Regions from separate parts of the Homo sapiens genome. Here all the other regions are linked to region 1. Evidence: chromatin loops called from intact Hi-C (ENCODE). Cell type or tissue: endothelial cell of umbilical vein. All regions are shown on one strand. Region 1 overlaps LOC124901054 (a long non-coding RNA gene). Region 2 has its middle 310 kb from the start of PRR16. Region 3 has its middle 76 kb from the start of PRR16.

Region 1 (8,000 bases):
CACAATCAGCTGTTTCAGCCACCAGCCTCCCATGCAGCAACAGGGATTAGGAGATGTGAAGGGATGCTATTCCACACATACTCTTCCTTTGCCTTAGGCAGGAAGTTGGGTGCTGAGAGTTTGTGCAGATAAAGTTGGCAAAATTTTATGTCACAGACTGAAACAAGAGTTTTAATACCAAGGCTTCTGCTCCCTCTGAGACAGCTGCTGTATTCTACACAACCATCACCGTCGTTCACCGCTGGCTACCATCATGCATAGATTTTTCATTGCAAAATCTCTCCACAAAATGCTCTTTTCATTGCCTGTAATAGCTTATTTTCTTCTTTCTGTACAGCTTCAAGAAGCTGTGGGCTATACCTTTCCAACTTGCCTCTACATGTTTACAAATTATTGATCCTGTTGTCTCATGATCTGAAATTCTCTCTATATCCTTTTTTTCTAGAAGACTTCTGGAAGTTCATTAAAAACCCAAATTACCCTTTTGGAGCCTCATCTGTTCCAGGAACAACTTCTAATTCTAGTCAACCAATCCCCCTTCCCAATGCCACCAGCAAATTTGTTTTGAGAGGTTTGGAGAGGAGAGAATTGATATGAGAGACATTTAGAAGGCAGAAAGGGCAAAACTTAGTGACCAGTTGTATGTATTGTATGGTAGACTGGATGGAGTTATGGTCAATTTTCTGGATTCTGCTATAGGCACGTGGGTAGAAGACAGAGTATAGGAATTCAAGTAGGTGGGGAGAAGAGAAGAGGATTAAAAGGCTTCAGTAACTGTCATGATTATATTTCAAAATTCTTGATGTATGTTCAACTTCAAAGGGGTAGAATGAAAGTAGAGCGAACATCAGACAGAACACAGACAGAAAAGAAAAAATGCAGGCCCTAAAACAATTAAACTGGCATGGATGATACTATTCATGGGCGCCACTTGAGGTACTTGGCAGAGTTTCCATTCAAGTGATAGCATCCAAGAGTCCAGGCCAGAAAATTCTTTCTATTTTGAGAGAGAGAGCGGTTACTTAATCATGTAAAATAGGTCTATGGCTATGCTCTGTTCTTAATAAGTTCAAATACCAAGTAAGATGGACATAAGGAAATGGGAGATAAAAGATGGATATGTGATCTGGGAATGAGACAATGAAGTTTCAGAGATGGAGCAGTTCTGGCTTATTTAAGGAGAAACACAGAGGTAAAGGAGATTGGAAATATAGAACATCAACAAATTGTGAGTCTAGTGTATTGGAAAGTGCATTCTCATGGGGGTTTATATTAAACAAAATAACAGAAACAAAGCAAAGTACCAACAATAAGGCAGATTATGTAAAATTTTTCATTTGAGGTAACTACCATAAGGGGAATGAAATACATTTTTTTTTTGTGAGGAAGAAAATAAGTACGATATTCCACAGCAACCCTCTCTAATAGAATGTTCTGTAGTGGTGGAAATGCTGTATACTAGCTACTAGCCACATGTGATATTGAGCACTTGAAATATTACCAGTTTAACCAAGGAACTGAATTTTTAAAATTATTTCAGTATATTTAATTTTAATTTCAATAAGCACATTGGGCTAATGGCTATCATATTGGACTGTATAGTTCTACAGATCTGTAAGAACAATGAACTGAAAATATTAAGAGCAAGGTAGCACATTGCTGACTCTCCCACCAAAGTGGACCAAAGGATGCAAACAAACTTCATAATCTTCTCCATATATCTTTCTGGCCTTCTTACTATCTACCCTGCCCTTTTGAGAGTACAATGGCATGGAGACGAAAAAGAATAATCATGTATGGGGGCAGACTGTGTGCTATTTATAATTATAAGCTCTTGTTAACTAGGTGCTGTTGATAAATATGTGTGGTTTCAGTCTTTAGGTATGCAATTACTTCTGCCAGAATGTTCTTCAGGCTTCTGTATACAGCAGCAATATCTAGAGTTTGGTCCGTGGAACCCTGAGGGTTCTTAGGATCCCTTCAAGGGTTCCAGGAAGTCAAATATATTTTCAAAATATACTATGACATTATTTGGCTTTTTCTGTATGCTGACATGGTACTGATTTTATGCAATCCATGGTAGATTAAACAGCACCAATCAAGACAGTGGCGCAGAAATACATACATCATTATTGTAGTCTTCACAGCCAGGCACTTACAGCTTTTTTTAAAAAAGAAAATTTTATTCAAGAATGTCTTTAATGAGGCTATTAAGATTATAAATTTTATTAAATTTTGACTCAATTATTGAACTTAAAAATATGCTGTATGACAAAAGGGGAAATACAAATAAAGCACTTAGGCTGGGCATTAAAAAACAGTGGTTATTCCAAAAACACTGTGCAATTGAGTTGTGATCTGATCATCATTTTTACTCAAAGGAATAACTGAAAATTGTTATTCAGAATTGGGAGTTTGGCAGACATTTTCTGGAAAATGAACAAAGTGACCCTATCACTCCAAAAAAACAAATTATTGATGTTATACACAACCAAGGATAACATTTGAGCTTTCACAGGAAAATTTGAATATTGAAAAACTTCTATTTTCCACTGTGAGCTTGAGTGTTTCTCAGTACTTAAAGACCTTTCTGAGAATATTGGTAATGATATTAATGGATGTGATTTTTATAGTGTATAATGAAATGTGTCAAAATTTTGAAATTCTAATTCTGCATAATTCCACAAACAAATATTTTTCAAATGATCAGTATATAATGGTTTAAAGATAAACTATTAAAGTGCAGGACAGACCAATTGATTTTAATGAAACGGGCAGGGTAAAATAAGGTTACTGATACAGTTTCAGAATGCACATTACAATGAACATGTAAGAACTTACTACTACTTGAGTTTTAGTGTAATACTATTTTTAGTTATCTGAAAACACTGTTATTTTCCCTTGTTCAATTATATACCTGTATGAGGTGGGACTTTCTTTACATATGTCAAGCAAAACAATATTCTGCAACAGATATAATACAGAGCAGATATGAGAAACCAGCAGTGTTAACCAGACATTAAGAAGATTCACAAAATTGTAAAACAATGATATTCTTCAAACTCATATCACTGATTTATTTGAAAATATTGCAACTTTTTATAAAAGAAAAATATGTTTTAATGTTAGCATGCAGTGATTTTTATTTATCTGTAAGTGAATAAACAAAAATATGTTGTAAATTTTGGTTTTAATTTACAATATAGTAGATATAGGTAAATATAATGCATGTAAGCAGAAGAATTTTGGCTCCCTCAGTTACATTTAAGAGTATAAAATTGTTCTGAGACCAAAAAGTTTGAGGACCACTACTCTAGAAATATTTTATGCATTTTGCAGGACCTCAGTCTTAAAAAGCCTTTTCCTGACTCCACAGCTGCTCATTCCTTGTTCTTTGTTAGTATAGCAATTTGTGTAAATGTTACTTTGAATGTGTTCACATTGTATGAGAGAGAAACAAAGTTGGAAGCAAGCAGACAGAAACATACACAGGTGGAATTAAGCAGTGGCCCTTTGTATAAAGTGGAAACAATCACATGTTTATTAACAATAGACAGGGAAAATTAAAAGAAAATAGTGGAACAATGAAAGAGGAGAATTTGACAGGTTTATTTAAGAGTCCTAGCTGTGAAGAAGAGCCAAGGTAAAATAATTACCCATGGAAAGGAACAACTGCATTGTTATCTACACTGAGATACGTTAGTATTGATAAAAATTCAGCATTGGTGAAATGAAAACTAAGAATGGTAAGTGCTATGTTCTGAATGTTTGTGTTCCTTCCCTTTCCCCAGAATTATTTTATTGTATGCTAATCTCTAAGGTGGTGGAATTAGGAGGTAGACACTTTGGGAGATGAGATTAATGTCCTTATGAATGAGGCATTAAAGACCACTTACCCCTTCCACCATGTAAAGACACAGCTAGAATGTTCCATTTATGAACCAAAAAGTGATAATATCAGATCATTAATTATATGTAAAGAGAAATATATATTATTTCAATAATTAATTGTAGGCTCAATTTATTATAAAATACCCCCTTTCATACTGGACTATAATTTCCATAAAAGATAGGAAAAATGTGTACTTATCCATAGGGACACCCTTAACCATAGATTTCTTACAATGCCTTACCCAAGCTCGATTCATAATGCAGTAGTTGTGAATGCCTGTCAAATGAGTAAGTGTGGCTTAATCTGTGTAAAAACATAAACAGCCCAGAAACGGAAACTACTAAGTGTTTCAAACAGAGAAAATAAAATTCATGGAATTGTTTACATGGGTGATAGAAGAGCTGGTGAGTCAAAAAGGGTTGGTGAGGCAAGCCAGAGATTAACAGCAGCTGGAAGCAGGACAACCCTGGAGCAGGGACAAAGGGAAGAAATGATGATAACAAATCTATAAGGGAAGCTAGATTCCTTGCCAGGAACCATCATATCCTAGAGAGAGGGGCTGTTCTGTTATGAGCTGAGATGATACAGCCACTGCTAAAGATGTTGCCATGGTATCTAACTCTCTCCTAAGAGATGAAGAAATACTTTTGTTTCTCTCTTACTCCTCTTTTCCAGTTTTCACCATTAATAAACTTGCTCAGAGGCTGACTGGTAAAAAAAAAAAAAAAAAAAAAAAAAAAAAGCTAGCTGGCAGGAAAATGGCCTTCCTTGTGATGTAGAACAGTGGAGAAAGGGACAGGAAAATGATTACTAGAGTCATTAACAAATGCCCACTACAGTGGATCCTGTAAGCTACCTGGTAGACTGATTTCTGAGGGAGCTAACCTGCAGCCAATGGAACACAAAAATAATTCAGTATAGAAAAATTCAGAGTAGATGTCTTTTCTGACATTATTATTTCAAAAGAGAATGGAACAAAATATTTCTATTTAGAAATGAAAGTGTTATACAGGCATTAAATCTACACTTGTTCAAAAGATGTTACCAGCATGATGTATAGGAAAACATGTTTTGAGTAATTAGTGAAATGGATTATACCCATAAACAAAGAAGAAACATGGTGAGAGTAATTATTTCTGGCATGTAGAGTATGTAAGGCTGCTAGAAACACAAAACGCACAATGGCAAAAGTATTTGCTTTTACTTAAGTGGGAAACATTTACAGCTTCTGGAATATAAAACTGTGTGATCCTGAACAATCTTGTGTTTCTCGGACCTCAAATTTATGGTGCAAGTAATAAATTTCAACCATCAGAGAAAACATTCCAGACTTTTTATTTGCATGTTTTCATTAAAGAGCTAAAAGGGAAATGAGAGTAACATAGTCAATTACATAAATATGCAGGGTATTCAACAAGCAGGCTCTGTCTCTAGAATAAAGAAAATATTATCAGGGTAAAGAGGATGTTGCCTACTCTTGGTGAAACAAATTACATGTTTGTGTATCTGTAATATTGACATCAAAGGTACCCAGGAAAGAAAGTAAAACCACAAATGATATCTTATTTCTGTCTCATTGTACAATCTCCTATTAAAAAAAGGGAATGCAAGAAAAAAATGAATAAATTGAATTTATATTGCTAAGAAAATCTAGTGTTGTATTTTAAAATATCTGGGCACTTGATGCAAGCTCAGTAGGTAAATGATTAAATAAATATTTGAAGTTTTGCAGGTGGAAAATTTCTTAGACATCATCAAGTAAAATATCCTTATTGTGTAGATGAAAAATGAGACCAAAAAAGAACAAAACATATTCCAGTTTGTATGTACATAACAGTTAAAAAAGAGTTCCTTTTATTGACTCAAATGCTTGTAGTTGGTCCCAGAGCTGACATTGTAGTCAGCCAGAACTGGGAAATCATTCAGAGCTCTGCTACTTCTTCTTGTGTGATCATACACAATTAAACTATTTTGCCTCACTTTTCTCATCTGTACATAAAGATAAATGTATTACCTAACTCATAGGAGATTTGTAAAGATGAAATGAGATAATGCATATAATGCACTGAGCAGAGTACATAAGGACACAGCAGATGTTATCCTATTCTTGTTCTGCATCACTCCCTGACTTTCCATCAAGCACTGACTAGCTAAGCATTCAAGTTGAAAATACGGTCTACATCCCTATGGAGACCTATAGAGGGAGGCAGCAGTCACTCAAATGCTCTTGTAATATTTTCTTTATGACTCATTCCAATGTCTTCCCACTATCATGAAGGTATTCTTATCCAGCCTTGATTTCTTCTACCCTGATTGCTTCTATTACCCATAATAAACAGGCTACCCAAGAGCAAACTGGCCACTGCAATCTTTAGAATATTTGGACAAATTAAGCCTTTATTAAAGATGCAGTAATGAGGAGTTTCAGTAGGGACAACGCTAGGTGGCTTCTGCACTGAGGGGTGGATATGAGTGTCTGGGGCAATTCTCTGCCACACTGCTAATACAAAATAAGCCAAAAAAAAAAAAAAAAGGAGGCCATGTTTAGTAACATGATTTGTATATGATTGGTGTTCATGAAGTTCTGTTGTAATACAGTGGATCAAACGATATGTAATTGGAATTTGTGCCAGGCATGATAGGCATAATTTATCTCAAAGTCAAGGCAAACATGTCATGGGTTTTTCAAATTCTTAGCATTCATTTAGAAAAAAATATAATCAATATTATCAGTAGTCATCATAAAGGCAAAAGTAGTGTGGTCCAGGAAGATATCACTATAAAGATACTATTTTAAAACTGGCTACCAAAGGTGAGATGCAGTGGTTCACTCCTGCAATCCCAGCCCTTTGAGAGGCCAAGGCGGGTGGATCATCTGAGGTCAGGAGTTCGAGACCACCATGACCAACACGGTGAAACCCCGTCTCTACTAAAAATACAAACAAATTAGCTGGGTGTGGTGGTGGGCCCCTATAATCCCAGCTAACCAGGAGGCTGAGACAGGAGAATAGCTTAAACCTGGGAGGCAGAGGTTGCAGTGAGCCAAGATGGCACCAATGCACTCCAGCCTGGGCAACAGAGCAAGACTCTGTCTAAAAATAAATAAATAAATAAATAAAACTACCAAAATGTGAGGAAGTGCATCTTGTAGCTGTGTGAGTGAAAGAAAAGCATTTCAGTTAGAGGTCCTGAGGTGGCTGAAATACATTGCTTCAAGATTCCCCTTAGACCTCTAGGCCTGTGGATTGGTCTACTCTGCCTTGTGAGAAGGTAATGGTACCCATTGTTTGAAGACTCTGTAGAGGCCTTAAATGTAACAAGTACCTACCCTTCCTGCCACCAGACCAATAATTTTGTCATATCTGAGAATAAGCTGAATGGGGAAGAGCTCCCCATGTGAAAGGAGAAGAGGAATTTTATACCAAAGGAACCATCAGATCTGGTTAAAATGTATAATACGTACCCAAAGTAATTGGTAGGTATGACTGGGAATATATATTGAAGGTACTGAACCAGAAATCACAAGAATATAATTATGAACATGAAAGAGTTTTCCATTTGGAGTCCATCCACCATGCCAGGAATTAAGACCCACACACAGGCCTTTGGAGATGATTTTAATATACTTCCTGGATGACTCTTAGAAACTTGGAAAAGGCAGTGACCTACATGGAGTTGGAAATAGCAGAACTGCTGTGGAAGAATACGCAAGAATGGATCAAAAGTCTCAGAGAAGAGCCTATGCTAGAATGAATATTTCTAAGACTCAAAGACACACCAGCTGAATATGTCAAAGCAATAAAGGATGCACTGGCAAAAGAAGCACCAGAATTCCTGAATGCCTTAGTAATGGTTGTCCTGTGTATGACAGGGCTGACCGTGGGAGATTCTGTCACTTCCCCTTAACAGTGGGGGTGAGAGAATCTCAGAATAGCAACAGCCAGGGAGAAGTCCTTAATCATTAGAAGTAAAGTGGGTGTAATGATCATAATGGGCATCTAAGTTAGAATGGTAGCCCTGAAATATCTCATATCTGACCCAGAAGATGACACATAAAGCACGATATACCAGAGGTACCCAACAGGAATATTGATTGTATATAGCTACA
Region 2 (8,000 bases), 290 kb before region 1:
CTGAGAAGTGAGGAGCCCCTCTGCCCGGCAGCCGCCCCGTCTGGGAAGTGAGGAGCGTCTCCGCCCAGCAGCCACCCCGTCTGGGAGGTGTACCCAACAGCTCATTGAGAACAGGCCATGATGATGATGGCGGTTTTGTCGAATAGAAAAGGGGGAAATGTGGGGAAAAGATAGAGAAATCAGATTGTTGCTGTGTCTGTGTAGAAAGAAGTAGACATGGGAGACTCCATTTTGTTCTGTACTAAGAAAAATTCTTCTGCCTTGGGATGCTGTTAATCTATAACCTTATCCCCAACCCCATGCTCTCTGAAACATGTGCTGTGTCCATTCAGGGTTAAATGGATTAAGGGCGGTGCAAGATGTGCTTTGTTAAACAGATGCTTGAAGGCAGCGTGCTCAAAAAAAAAAAAAAAAAAAAAAAAAGAGTCATCACCACTGCCTAATCTCAAGTACCCAGGGACACAAACACTGCGGAAGGCCTCAGGGTCCTCTGCCTAGGAAAACCAGAGACCTTTGTTCACTTGTTTATCTGTTGACCTTCCCTCCACTATTGTCCTATGACCCTGCCAAATCCCCCTCTGTGAGAAACACCCAAGAATGATCAATAAATACTAAAAAAAAAAAAAAAAATAACTTGAATAAAAAAATATATAAAAAATAAATAAACAAATAAAATATTTTTCTGATTACACACACACAAAAAAAAATAGGTAACTATTGAAAATATTTTTTAAAAAGAATGCTTCTCTTATGGAAGGCTCTATACTAATTTTTAATTATGGTATTTTCCATAAAAATTTGTTCATATATGGTTATCATGACTAAGCATACTATTTTTTCTAAACGTTCTCCCCATTTTGTTCTTTTTGTTTAATACATCACAATTAAATGGAATCAGATAATAAAATCATTATAGGACTTTTAAAAGACATGACTAAGTGAGATTTCTGAACATCATATTCAATAGTTTCAGATCAACTGTGCATATTCTTATTGACCTATATCTCCTTTAATTAGCTGAAAGTATTACCTAGATGTTACTCTTGGAAATTCAGGTATTCACAAAATTGTGTGAATGTTAAAGACTAACATGGAAGAAAACTGTTATGTCCACCCAAAGAAAATTTTAACATTACTCTAATGAAGTTTAAGCTTCAGGGAACGTCACTTGCAAGGCTTCCTTCCAAGATCCTATGCCTTAATTGTTTTTGTAATTTTATATTTTTTCTAAAGAGGATCCCCCAAATTGTATACAAAATATATATTTTGTAGGATTATGATACACACATATATATAATAACTTAGATCTCTGAGTCTACTTTCTGCAACTAGTTCTAATCATGTGGGTATAGACTCATTCTGTCATGTCAGATATAGATAGAAGCTTTAGCTTCAAAAAGAAAATAGTACAAATGGATAACCAAGACTAAGAATGTGTATAAAAATGCTTTAATTATTTCTTTAATAAAAATAGGAAAAAAATTATAATTTCCCCTCTGTGGTCTTAGTATTGGTGAGAGACTAAACATGGAATTAAATAAAATATTTAAAAAATTTCTGATACTGCATATTCTCACTTATACATGGGAGTTAAATGATGAGAACACACGGACACATAGAGGGGAACAACAGATCCTGGGGCCTACCTGAGGGTGAAGGGTGAGAGGAGAGAAAGGATCAGGGAAAATAACTAATGGGTGCCAGGCTTAATACCTGGGTGACAAAATAATCTGTACAACAAACCCCATGACACAAGTTTATCTGTATAACAGACCTGTACATGTACCCCTGAACTTAAAAAAAAAAACATTTATTTTCTGTGCAGAGTGAGTGTTGCTATTAATTATGACTTGATGAGTTTTCTTAGCACTCTTTATGTAACAATTACATTCCATTAAATTGGGAGATTCCCTCCCCTATTTAAACAATACACAGGCAATTATGCATGTATTATATATGTGGCATTCTCAAGTAAGGTTTTGAGTAAAATTTGTATGATATTAATTACCCATGTCTACAAGTTGTTTGGCAATAATCTTAAAAAAATTATAACACAGTTTTAATTTAAATAACTCATTTTCTAGACATGAAGAATGAAAAAAATTAAATTTGAATGGGCAACTTAGAAGCATTTAAATATATATATGCATACAAATTATATAATTTCCAAAATTTTCTGGAATTGAGAGAAAATGAAAAATATAGAACCAGAGTATTTTCAAATGGTGCTGCTTCATAGAATATATACTATAAAATATTTTCAAATTTTTGAACTTTTAAATGTTCATTTATAATACAACTCTTGCAATAAATAAAATATTGGCCAAATAATTGATAACAGAAAGTAAAATTATTGCATAATTTTTGTGTACGAAATCCTGACAATAATTTTTATATTTTAAAGCATTGTTAATTTGATGTTGGCTAAAAATAGAATGAATGATATAGACAGCATTTAGCATGTACTATAAGATAATGATGTTTTAACATACAAAAGAGCCATGAAGTAGACAAAAGGCTAGGTTTCTTACAAGAAAAGAAATAGAATAGAATAAGCTTAAAATATATAGTTCAGTAAAAAAATAAGCACACAGCACTAATTGTGCTACTCTATTGCACTTTTATTAGTTAGGATTCACTTGACTATAAATTATAGAAATCTAACTCAAATAAAATGGAAATTTGTCTTACAATTCAGAAGTCTCACCAACCATAGACCAGAGATTTTAGTTTCTCATTGCTCTTTCTCTCTGTAAGATAGCCTAATGTTCTCAGACTATCTCTCCCATCAGAGTGTCTGAAAGAAGCAATACACTCACATATTTTCAGCTTCAGTACCCCAGTCCAAATTTTCAAAATATCTGGAAAGAGATCTGGCCAACCTGGGTCATCATTCGTCCTTGAAATGACAGCAGCCAGGAGTAGAGTGCTGTAAGTGACATATAATGGGCTGAATCTTTACTCGCAGCACAAATTACTGTGTGCACAGAGATTTCACATTTTTTAGAAAGCACTGTTTCTTTTTTATCACATGGCTAAGGAGACAAAAAGAACAATGTTCTAAAAAAGATGTCTCTCATGTCTAATTAAATTCTTTTAGATTTTCTTGAAAATATATTAAGGGACCCTGAATATTTTAAGTATAGATTTTCAAACAGGAGCAAATTTTAAAGTTCACCTAATCGTACTGTATGATTGATGCCACAAGAGGGATGAGTAGTAACACTTTAGACTAGAACCCAATTTCCTTTACTTATAGGACCTTGACTTGTCTATGACATTAAGCTGCAAAACCAGTCTCAAAATATGATCACATAGAGAGTTAAGGAGGTGTAAATAGAAGTACAGCAAAGAGAAACAGAGAATGAAGTCTTGCTTGTAGATAATGCCACTATTAATATAGAGGGCTAAGAAGGATTTCTGTGGATGGTTTTTTAAAAAGAATTTAAAGGCTCACTTCTGCCAGAAAAGCCTAATGTAAATATACTTTTAAAATGTTTTCCCCCTTGACATTCAAGTGATTTATTTAAATGGATGTCTTTCCCTAGCACTTCTATGTTTATCAGAAGAGCCAACATATACCTTCTACTTATGATTTAAGACTGGAATCAATTACTTTCTAAAGTGAATACTGAAAGAAAAGAATATATGGGACTCTAAGGACAAATAGTTCTTTCAAACCATGCTATAGTTAACATCTGTGGTCTTCTCCCTCAATTTTATGTGTTCTTATTTAACTAGCAGTGATTTCCCTCAGGTCTCAAGTAAGCTAGTTACCCTACCATTGCTTCCTGCCAGGAAGGTGATTTAGAAGACATGTTCAGTGCTTAGGCTGGACCCATCCCTTTCAATGCCCTGAGCAGTAGGAGAGCACCAGATTAGTGTAGGAAGTGAGAGGCCTAATTGTTGGGGACATTTTTAGGGCACTGAGGCCATGTGGCTATGATAAGAAAACAGTCTGTATAACCAGACTGGTTCCTTTATTGACTCTAAGCATATCATGTGTATCCATTCCTTTTTAATTTGTTTACCATTCGTGTCCTGTTTTGAATCTTTTAAAACTCATCATGCCCATCCTTTGAATCTCAACTGAAGGTCTATTTCCCATATGATTCCCTTCCAAACACTGTAGGCCACACTCGAGTATGGATGTGGATAGATTCAAGTGTTGACCGTGTCTCCTGTTTTAAGTTTCAGTTTGTTGTAGTTGCTGAACTAAGACTATTTTTTGATCCATTAACTGATTCACTCATTTATTCTATAAATATTTGTTCAGTGCCCATTGTGTTCCAGGCATTGTTCTGAATGTTGGACATGGACTTTAGTCATTTATATATACCATAATGATTTATAAATACAATAGACAGTCAACACCTCTTGAATGATTGAAGTAATAAATAGTCCCCCCTTGTCTAGTTTCACTTTCTGAGGTTTCCATTACTCATGGTCAGCCACAGTTCACAAATTTTAAATGGAAAATTATAGCAATAAACAGTTCGTAAGTTTTAAATTCCACCCCATTCTGAGTAATGTGATGAAATCTCACATCTTCCTGCTCAGGATGTGAATCATTCCTTTGTCCAGTGTATCTAGACTGTCTGAGTGACCCAGCTGTTAGTCGCTTAGGAGCCATCTTGGTCATGAGACCCACTTTAACAGTGTCACAGTGCCTGTATTCAAATAAGCCTTATTTTACTTAATAATGGACCCAAAGTGAGAGGAGTGGTGCTGGCAATTCAGATATGCCAAAGAGAAGCTGTAAAGTGTTTCCTTTAAGTGAAAAGGTAAAAATTATTGATTTAAAAAGAAAAGAAAAAAATTGTATCCTGAGGTTGGTGAGATGTATGGTAAAAATGAATCTTCTGTCCATGAAATTGTGAAGGAAAAATAAATTGGTGCTATTTTTGCCACAAACTGCAGAAAAGTTAAGCCACAGTGAATCTTAAGTGCTCAGTTAAGATGCAAAAGATACTAAACTTGAGAGTAGCAGACATGAACAGAAACACATTCCGCTTGATGGCAATCAGGTTTAGTTCTATCAGACGTTTCAGGAATCTACTGAGGTTCTTGAAACATATCACTTGTGGATAAGCGGGGACTGCTGTTGTAAATAAATGAGAAAAGGAATACACAGAAATAGAATCCACTGTGGTATGGGAAGAAAAAATTGTTTATTAATTCAAAGCAAGTAGAAAATCCACGAACTATATTATTATGACATTCTGATAGAAGGAACTCACACCAAAACCTGGCACCAAGGCAAAATATTTTATGAGAAAACTTAAGGCCTGAAATAGTGCTTTTTCAAACGAGTTCTGGAATCAGTTTCCCTTTACTAGAAGGAAAGAGTGTTTTAATTCCATGAATATATTTAAAAACTTTCAAACCTTGCCTCTACACACTATATATTTAGGGTAGAGAAGATTAAGTACTACCCTTTACTTTCATCCAATAAATGTGTGAATCTTTACATTTCTTCAAATTTCTGTGAAGTCAACTCTGCTTAAGAATCACCAAGATAACTCTTTGTTTATAGGGATTCTTGCTGGGATCTTTTCCAAAATAAGGAATTCTTCTGTAATGTAAATTTCTCTAAGTCTTATCCATATTTCTCAAATCGTAGGAATTCTGTGCTAACAGTGTTAGCCAGCAACATGCAAAGCTGTTTGGCAGCCATGGTGAGGACGGCAAGTGGAACAGCAGTTTTGCATTTCATCATAAGCCATTGCATGGGGCCATAGTTAAGTATAACTTCTGGGGTCTTATTGCCTCAGCCTAAATCCTGGTCCAACATTTCCCAAAATGTGATTGAGAAGAAGGTTTTCATTTTTCCTATTTCTGTCTCAATGTCCAAAGGTATATAATTGGGAAAATAATTATACCTGACAGTAGACCGTTTAATAGCTCAGGTGGACTATTATATAGGTTTTGTACAAACATTAACGATTGATCTGAAAATAGGACAGCTATGTACAAAGTTTGAAGAACCTCAGGGAGTACATGCAGATTATGCTGTCTTACCCAACATTACAATTTAGAGGAGGAACTGTAATGTATGGAACATTAATAAATCTATAGGTGAATGGCTATGAAAGTAGTACTTTAAAATTTTGATGTATAGTATATTTTTAGCTCCTCTCACCAAAAACTCCTGAACAAGATAAATTCATTTCTTTCTCATATGATGGTTCAAGGCAGGTGTTACTTGGGGACAGGAACAACTCTCTTCCTTGCTATCTGTCACACAGAAACTCACATTGATGAAAACTCTGATGAGGTATCCAAGGATAGCATGATAATCTTATTTCAGTGATCTGTAGTGTAAAGATTTAGGGATGTTTTCATTGGTTAAACCCCAAAATAGCACATATCACTTCAACTTCATCACATGGACAGACCATAATAAAAGGAATTATTAAAAATACTGTCTAATTTTGTGCACTTGAAGAAGAGAATGTAGTTTTCATTGTGATTGTCTTGTTTTTGTAAACAGCAAGCAGTTTCTGCCACAGTTTGCCCCTCTGGTCATGAAATATTAATATTAATTTGTAGCCTTTTTCCTATATTTAAAGCAGAAGACTCTTGTAGCCTTTTTCCTATGTTTAAAGCAGAAGACTCTTCTTCTCTTCAAGTGAGGGAAACTAAAACCCCATGTCACACCTGCACCAATTTTAAAATCAAATATTTCAAAAGTATTTGGAAGATGCTCAGTTCTATTGATCAAGACCAGTGTGTATTCTTGTGTTTTGATTCCCAGGAACTAAAAGTCAGCATACACTAGTGAAGCAAGTATATAACAACCATAAAAAAGCCCATTCTGAAAATGGATGAATGGGAAACTCATGGCAGGCACTCTCACAGAGCAATGTTGAACTCCTTCTGGGAAGGTATTTCTAAAACTTTTCTGCGATGGCAGTGGAGGAAATTTAATGGTTAGATCTGAAGTCAGCATTCTGGAAGGAATCCTTGTCTATTGATCTCTATGAACACCAGTGCTATCCTTTTAGAGGGTCTTTCTTGTATATTTTCTTCTACAGACATCTTTGAAGTGGGGACTGGGGAGTATTGCTCTCCTGGGAAGCTGCATAGCTTTTAAAGCCCAATTTTTTAACGGCATCATTGTGGTACAATTGATATATTAAAAAAACTGCACATTTATTTTTATCTTAAAAAATGTTTAAGTTGGCCGGGTGCGGTGGCTCACCCCTGTAATCCCAGAACTTTGGGAGGTTGAGGTGGGTGGATCACAAGGTCAGGAGTTCGAGACCAGCCTGGCCAATATGGTGAAACCCCGTCTCTACTAAAAATACAAAAAAATTAGCCGGGCATGGTGGCACATGCCTGTAATCCCAGCTACTTGGGAGGCTGAGGCAGGAGAATTGCTTGAATCCAGGAGGCAGAGGTTGCAGTTAGCTGAGATCGTGCCACTGCACTCCAGCCTGGGTGACAGAGCGAGACTCCATCTCAAAAAATAAATAAATAAAATGTTTAAGTTGAAAAATGAAAATTATATAAAGTATACAATATGTTTTTTCAAAATATATATACATTGTGAAATGGCTACATCGGGCTAATATATATTGCTTCGCATACTTTATGGCACACGTTTAATATATTCAATTTGATAATTTGATGAGTCTGGATATATGCATACACTTGTGATATCATTATCACAATCAAGTATTAAACATACTTTTTTTTTTTTTTTTTTACAAAACTTCAAAAATTTTCCTGTGCTCTTTTCTGTTTTTTTTTTATTTTTCTTTCTTTTTTTATGCTAAGAACAAATAACACAAGATCTACCCCAACAAAGTTTTAAATGCATAACATCATATTGTTAACTGTAGACCCTACATTGTACAGTAGATAAATGGAACTTGTTTGTTTTGTGTAACTGAGACTTTATACCTATTGAGCAACAGCTCTCCATTTCCCTCTCCTACCAGCCCCTGGCAACCACTATTCTATTCTCTGCTTCTATGAGTTTGATTATGTAATAT
Region 3 (8,000 bases), 58 kb before region 1:
ACTGACATTGTTTTCAACCAAGTAATTGAATAATGATATATCTTGCCTATAATTTATATCCTCTGCTTCACATTTATTAACAACTATTGCAGTTCTTTAGGAGATTTCTTCTTCATATTTTTTGCCCATTTTTTTCATTAATGTGTCCTAAATAGTTACAATATTAATAAAAATTCATAGCTACCAATTATTGGGTACTTTACATTACAGGTACTTTCTAAGTACTTTATGTGTACCTAATCATCACACTCTCAAAACTTTCCTAATATGAAAATAGTATTAAATTTATCCCCACTTGACAAATAGGTGGAAGATTCAAGGTTTGAAGCCAAGAAGTTTGGCTTCAGCGTCTACCTTTATATCCCTCATATAATGTTGTCCACCTTTATTTTTGTGTTTATGCCTCTTTATACAAGAAAGGTATTAATACTTTAGGTATGGAGCAGATAATTTTTTCTCAGTTAATTATATTCTTTGAATTATGTTTCTGATCCTTTAATAAAAACACATTTAGTCCTTCTTAAGTTCTATCTCTCTCTCTCTCTCTCTCTCTCTCTCTCTCTAATCTTGGTTTTCTGCTTAGAATGGCTCTCCCAGGTTACATTCCCCAGGTTACATTGTACATACACACATGCATTATAGAAATACATGTAGTATTTTTATTTTTACTCATTTTTTTCTCGAGTTTTTAATTCAGCTTCTCATTTCTCTCTCTTTTCTTTTTTGGAGATGAACTCTCGCTCTGTGGCCAAGGCTGGAGTTCAGTGGCACAATTTCAGCTCACTGCAACCTCCATTTCCCGGGTTCAAATGATTCTCCTGCCTCAGCCTCCCAAGCAGCTGGGATTACAGGCACCTGCCAACATGCCCAGATACTTTTTTTTATTTTTTATTTTTTGTATTTCTAGGAGAGACGGAGTTTTACCGTGTTGGCCAGGCTGGTCTCAAACTCCTGACCTCAGATGATCTGCCTGCCTCGTCCTCCCAAAGTGCTGGGATTACAGGTGTGAGCCACCATGCCCAGCCAGCAGGTGATAGATTTCAACAAATTTTTTGTTAAATGGAAAGTGGATGATGACTTTTGAAATGAGGATGACTCAACCTGGAGCCAAATCTGCATGTTTCATTGTGGTTATTTACAGATATGATATCAAGGCTAATAAATCAAGAAATAGGGATGTAAGTAAATTGTAGTTATGAAGTTAATCAGCAGGAGAATTAAAATAGGAAAATATAAAAGTAAGTCTCTGTGAGGAGTGGGAAAAATATGGCTAAAAACTGTTGCTTTTTATTATAATCCAGAATTACTTTATATTTTATCATGTGCATGTACCACTTCCATACAACTTTTTAAAACTTAAACTTGGGTAACAGAATTTCATTTTAGCATAAAGATGAGGCACAAACATTTCCTTTATAAAGAAATGATTATTTTTTTAAATCCATTCTTTCTATATCAAACTGAAATGTCAACCTTATTTATATCGTTTATGGACTAATTTTTGATTTTTTAAATCAGATCATTGTACCTATTATTAATGCACAATGCCATTTTATATTCTATAAACAATTCTTTTTTTATGGAATTCTTCTCAACAATTTTGATATTTTTATTTGTTTAATTCCCTAGAAACCAAGTATCAAAAAAGAAAGCAAGAAATGTGAGTAATGACAGAGGAAAACTGTAGCTCATATTGGCTTAGGGAAAAACACACACATGTAATTCATTGAACAGAAGTGCCTATTTTCAAAACACTGGTTGTCCAGGGTTAAAGTTTGTCATTGTTTCTGCAGAGAAACTGACCTCCAGAGCCCATCAGACATTATCTTTGTTCTTGGCCTTTCTTGGTTAATTTTTTTTAAAAGGGCTCAGTAGTTTCTTCTATATATTTCAAATATTTAGTCATAATATATAACCAAGACTTTAAAGTGTAGATCTTCAGATTACTAAGATTGATCTGTGTGCCTTTGTATCTGTGTGACATTTACTCATATGTGTTTACATGTGCTTATAAGTAAATCTAATGAACTATGATATTATTATTATTATTATTATTTTTGAGACGGAGTTTCACTCTTGTTGCCCAGGCTGGAGTGCAATGGCATGATCTCGGCTCACCGCAACCCCCGCCTCCCAGGTTCAAGTGATTCTCCTGCCTCAGCCTCCCTAGTAGCTGGGATTATAGGCATGTGCCACCACGCCTCGCTAATTTTGTATTTTTAGTAGAGATGGTGTTTCTCCATGTTGGTCAGGCTGGTCTCGAACTCCCGACCTCAGGTGATCCACCCGCCTTGGCCTCCCAAAGTGCTGGGATTACAGGCGTGAGCCACCGCGCCCGGCTATGATTATAAGTTGTTATTTTTTTCATAATCACCATTATGTTCTGTTTTGAAATGTTAGAAATTAGAATAAGAAACATTAAAATATCAAAAACATGTCTATCCCAGTTTTGCTACATCTGTGAAAATCTGTGGCTCTTATCTCCAACTGCAGGCAGAACTGAGAGGTGCTCCATGCTGCTGCCTCACTGGATCATCTGGCAGGTACTGCTGAGGCCTACTCAGTGAGTGACCACACTCAATGAGCCATCATGATGGAGGTATGGCTCAGTTTATTTGGGCTGCTGTAGCAGAATTCCATAAACTGGGTAGCTTACAAAGAACAAAAATATATTTCTCACAGTTCTGAAAGCTGAGAAGTTCAAGATGAAGGTGCTGCAGATCTTGTAAAGACCCACTTTTAGGTTCATAGAATGGCACCTCCTCACTGTATGCTCATGTGATGGAAGGAGGGAGGGTTCTTTCTGGATCCCTTTTATAAGGTTAAGAATCCCATTCACAAGGTCTCTGCCCCAAGACTGAATCACCTCCCAAAGGCCCCACCTCTTAATAACATCACTTTGGGGGATAGAATTTCAACATATGAATTTTGTTTGGGGCACAAACATTCAGACTGCAGCAAAGAGTAAAGAATGGAAAAATATGAAGATTAGTGTCTGTGGAGGGCTCACTTTCTGATTCATATTTGGCATCTTCTACCTGTGTCCTCACATGGTGGAAGGGAAGAATTCTGATCTCTTCAGACTCTTATAAAGTCACTAATACCATTTTTGAGTGCCCTGCCCTCATAACCTAATCACCTCCCAAAGACCCCTCTTGGGGATTAGGCTTTAACATACAAGTTTTGGGGAGATACAAACATTCAGTTTACAACAGGTATGAGTGTAAGGCCTCCTTCCCCAACTGGCCTGACCCAACTGGCTCAGAACTGATCTGCAGTGTGAAATCCTCCCTACCCCATCATCTTTCCTTCCCCTTCTACTTCTACAGGCTTAGATCTGCATCTTGGTTTGGAGGTTCTTTTCACCTTCTCCAACTCTCTTGCCTTTATCCTTAGCAGATGTTTTCCCAGTAAATGTTTTTCATGTCTAATCCCATCTTGGCATTTGTTTCTCAGATAACCTTAATTTACATAACCTAAAATAAATAAATCTGAAGAGATATAGTTCTATTTAATTCCCAATTCTTTTTATCTCTATTATTCATAGATGTTTTCACATTAATTGAATATTCACTCAAATCAATTTAAATCTCAGTTCTCTAGCTTAGCTTTTCCTTTCAAAATAAAGCCTTGAGGCTTTAAATTAGAATTGGTGTTTTTGCTGGGGAAATAATTCATAAGTACCTTAGACTAAGAGTATTTGTGATGACAAAGTGGAAGAGCTAGAAAAATACAATTAAAATAAACATTTTAAAATCACTTTCAGAAGTTCAATTGATACGTTTCCTAAAATTATCACAGTAGCAGCAGGTTTTCACAGATGTCAAAGTCTCAGGTCTTTGTTCCTATATGCAGTATAAAGGGTTTCAGGATTCTTCTGCCTCTTTGGTGGGGATGCTGACCATTCATTCATTAATTAGTTCACTTATTCATTAAGCAGATGTGTGTGGAATATTTTACCAGTGGGCAGGCTCTATGGTGAGTGTATTTCTCAAGTATTTATTAGATCCTAAAAACAGCTAACCTTTGCCTTCTGTTGAATTTGACAGCTGGAACACAAATTTAAGTAAATGCCAGAGTTTCACTCTAAAGATGAAGCAATTTCCTCTATTTGAAACTGTTTGTCCTTTTTGGTTCTGCACAGCTCAGTCAAAAGACATTTATACAAACTTCTAGTGGCTGATTCCCATAACCAAATTAACCACAAAATTCTACAAGAACAGGATATGATTCATACTTTGCTCAATGTCTTTATTTCTGTCAGTTTGTAAAATTTTTTTTTTCTTTTACTAGTGTTGGATGCACTAGCTCTAATGTCAGCAACAACATTTTATATGTATGCACACCTTTCTTCCTACATCTGCTCCTATGCCTGCCATGTGAAAGCCTCTGCTGTGCTCTGTAACAGTCTTCTCTGGCCAGCACTGGCACCACTTTTTTCAGTGTCCCCCAGTCTTTTTTGCATGCCTCTTCTCCTTTCCTGGCTGTCCTTTGACAATCACTATTTTTTTGGTACCTCTCCTCATCCTAAATTTTGTTTCACTGCCCAGAGATGCAAAACTTCCAGATGCTAAAGGAAAACTCCTTTAATCAAGGGACCATAACTTTCCTTCCCAGTTATCTCATGGATAGATCTCTTTCCAATAAAATTATTACTTTTTATGTTTTTGAATTTTCATTTATAATGATTTCTACTGTTGCTCTGAGAAATTGGTTAAAAATTTTGCAATAGCCGGGCATAGTGGCTCATGCCTGTAATCCCAGCACTTTGGGAGGTCAAGGTGGGCAGATCACCTGAGTTCGAGATCAGCCTGACCAACACGGTGAAATCCCATCTCTACTAAATATACAAAATTAGCCGGGTGCAGTGGCGCATTCCTGTAATCCCACTATTCAGGAGGCTGAGGCAGGAGAATTTCTTGAACACGGGAGGTGGAGGTTGCAGTGAGCTGAGATTGTGCCACTGCACTCCAGCCTGGGCAACAGGAGCGAGGCTCCATCTCAAAAAAAAAAAAAATTGCAATAACTAATTTCAGAAGACATTTTAGATACTTGAAGCCTATTTTTAGAAACATAATGTAATTTTATATTTAATTATGTATTCATATTTTAAAGAAGTATGATAGGGTGTTTAATAGAAACATTCAAGCATAAATATATACTAGGATAAACATTTCTATGGCAAATTGGATGAAAATATAATTTCATTGAGAAAAAATAATGAGCCTTTTTAATATTAAAAATAATTTGTTCATATACTGAATGATAGGTTAATCACATAATTACTATTATATTTATAATCCTTTTGGCTGTCTTTTAAAAAATAACAGTTGTATTTAAAATGGAAATAATATCCTTTTTAGCTATTGAAATATATGATACAAATTTTACATTCTAACTTTTAAAATGTATAAGAAAATACCTAGTTTTGAAAATCACCTTAGGAAGTGTCATTGTCTGTTCAGATGCTATCATAAAACCCCTTAGACTGGGTGGCTTATAAACAACAGAAATTTATTTCTCACAGATCCAGAAGCCGGGATGTCCAAGATCAATGTAGTGCAGATCTTGTAAAGACTCACTTTCAGGTTCATAGACCAGCACCTCCTCACTGTCTCTTCATGTGATGGAAGGAGGGAGGGATCTCTCTTGGGCCTCTTTTATAAAGGCACAACTTCATTGATGAGGGCTGTGCTGCAGAACTAATAACTTCCCAAAGGCCCAACTTGTTAAATACCATCACCTTGGGGGTTAGGATTTCAACATATGAATTTTGGGGTGATGCAAACATTCAGATCACAGCAGGTAGTAAAGGACTGAAAAAGGTGAAGATCTGCAAGTCTCAAATCACAGTTACTAACGCTTATGAGTATCATAGTTTTACTGTATTTTGCCTGTTTATTTTATTTTATTTTTGATAAGAGCTTCCTTCCTCCCTCCTAACAAAGTAATTTTTCTTTACCCAAGACTCTAACAACCATTCTACCATTCTTGGGAAAATATTTTTCCATTTTTTCTTAAAGACAGACTCATCACCCAATGGCGAATTTGGTTTTGTGTTTGTTTGTTTATTTTTAATGTTTGTGGGTACATAGTAGGTATATATATTTATGGTGTACATGAGATGTTTTGAAGCAGGCATACAATGTGAAATAAGCACATCATGGTACATGGGGTATCCACCCCTCAAGTAAGATCTTCACCCTTGCATGGGTAGTACTCTTGTTCCACATGCTCGTTTCTTCACGTCAGGATAATTCCTTCAAATTTTCCCCTGCCAACCCCAGTAGTTTGAGGTCACTTCATTGCTTTGAACAGCACGTAGGAGGTATACAGGTTTCCAAACTAGTTGAGAAGGAACTCCAATCTCACTTGTAGGGAGCCAGAGGATTTCATCAAAGGGAAGCTGTGACCTACAGATGAGCCACTTTCTGGGGATAGGGAAGAAACCCTCCTCATCACTCTAAAATTCTAACCTTATTTGAGCTTCCCAACACACAACTTTCCTGAAAAATCTTCTGTCAAGTGTTGCCAATCACTTATTAAGTATTAAATTTAAAGAATACACTTTGAATGTGTATCTCATTTGAACTCTCTACAGTATTTGACAAGCATGACAATTTCTTCTTTGAAATCCTGGCTTCCATCACACCTCTGTCTTAGGGTACCTGCTACTTTTCCCACTACTTTCTCTCAAGCTCCTTCATGTGCAGCTCCTTCTCTGTCTGCTCCAAAACTCTGTTTTTCTTACTCTGAACACTGTCTTTGATAATCACACTCATTGTCAGGCCTTCAGTTACCAATAGGATGTTAACAAAGCTTACATCTATGTTGTCAGCTTAGGTCTTTCAGCTGAGCTTCATTTGAATCTTACAACCTACACTCAATAGTGCTCTTTGTGTTGATGTCAATTAATGTTTTTATTAAATGTGAGTAAAATTGTTACTCCAGAAAGATATATGGTATATATCTCATGACTTCCCTATACTCTGACACAAAATCTCAAAACCTGTAGGCACATACATCTTTTTAACTAAGCATAGGAAATCTAGCCACAGTCAAGTTATTCACTCCTCAGCATTAGAACACTTCTTTAGCCCGTTGGGCTGCTTTTCTTTTCCATATAGCTATTCTCCATCTCTTTTCTAAGCCTCTGCTAGTCAGTCTCCCCACCTAAGATGCTATTCTTTCTGTACTTATATTCAAATGATCCCCCTTCTTTTGGGCTTGACTCAGTCTTTACACACACAGTGTAGTCTTTCTTAATTATTCTAATGCCCATTTATCTTACCCGTCTAGAACTCAAATAGAATGTATTAGGCAAACAAATTCATTTAGACATTAAGTCAAATACAGTCTCAAACTTATATATAACAACTTCAAGCATATTTTTTTTGATTTTGCAACTACAATACAATTATAGGCTGAATGTTTGCGTCCCTTACATTTTATGTGCTGAAACCCTACTCTCAATGTGATGTATTAGAAGGTAGGGCCTTCAGAAGGTGATTTGGTCATGGGAGTAGAGCCCTCATGAATGGGATTAGTGCCCTTTTAAGCATCCCAAGAGAGCTTGCTTCACTTTGCTCTCTGTCATATAAGGATACAACAAGAAGTCGGTATTCTGTAACCTGAAAGAGGACCCTCACTGGAACCCAACCATGCTAGCACCCTGATCTCAGACCTCCAGTATACTGATTGTGAGAAATATATCTCAGTTGTTTATAAGCTGCCCAGTCTATAGTAATTTGGTGTAGCAGCCTGAACTAACAAGACAAATACCTAAGCTTTTATGGTATGGAATTCTTTATTGGCTAACTTTTAATGCCTAGAACAATGTTATGAACATAGTAATATTTAACAAGTATTTGTTAAATAAATAGTTTTAAAAAGGCACTCATTTTCAAAGTCAGGGTATATCAAATATTGTTGGAATGACAATTGATAATGGCTAAAATGCTGAGGAAATAGGAGATTTATTTTAACTTAAGAGTCTCAGA

What was found. Peaks named below come from ENCODE experiments on the same cell type or tissue, not always from the same donor. Only the 100,000 strongest peaks of a DNase experiment are listed, where the experiment ranks them.
Region 2: it touches region 1 in a loop (9-fold over the local background); 13 of 110 quality-filtered maps call a loop at or near these places.
Region 3: a loop joins it to region 1, with 5 times the contacts of the local background. A loop is called at or near these places in 9 of 110 quality-filtered maps.

What each region holds. Positions count from the first base shown.
Region 1 is chr5:120,441,934-120,449,933 of GRCh38, forward strand. The region is part of intron 1 of LOC124901054 (a long non-coding RNA gene); the gene reads left to right. Among named protein-coding and RNA genes, the nearest start is that of PRR16, 18 kb to the right of the region's middle. In endothelial cell of umbilical vein, no CTCF peak of the experiment used is centred here; DNase peaks (open chromatin) are centred at 4,308 and 6,018; H3K27ac peaks cover 2,476 bases.
Region 2 is chr5:120,148,117-120,156,116 of GRCh38, forward strand. No RefSeq gene overlaps it. Among named protein-coding and RNA genes, the nearest start is that of PRR16, 310 kb to the right of the region's middle. In endothelial cell of umbilical vein, no CTCF peak of the experiment used is centred here; a DNase peak (open chromatin) is centred at 4,485; H3K27ac peaks cover 1,692 bases.
Region 3 is chr5:120,384,329-120,392,328 of GRCh38, forward strand. No RefSeq gene overlaps it. Among named protein-coding and RNA genes, the nearest start is that of PRR16, 76 kb to the right of the region's middle. In endothelial cell of umbilical vein, no CTCF peak of the experiment used is centred here; a DNase peak (open chromatin) is centred at 4,153.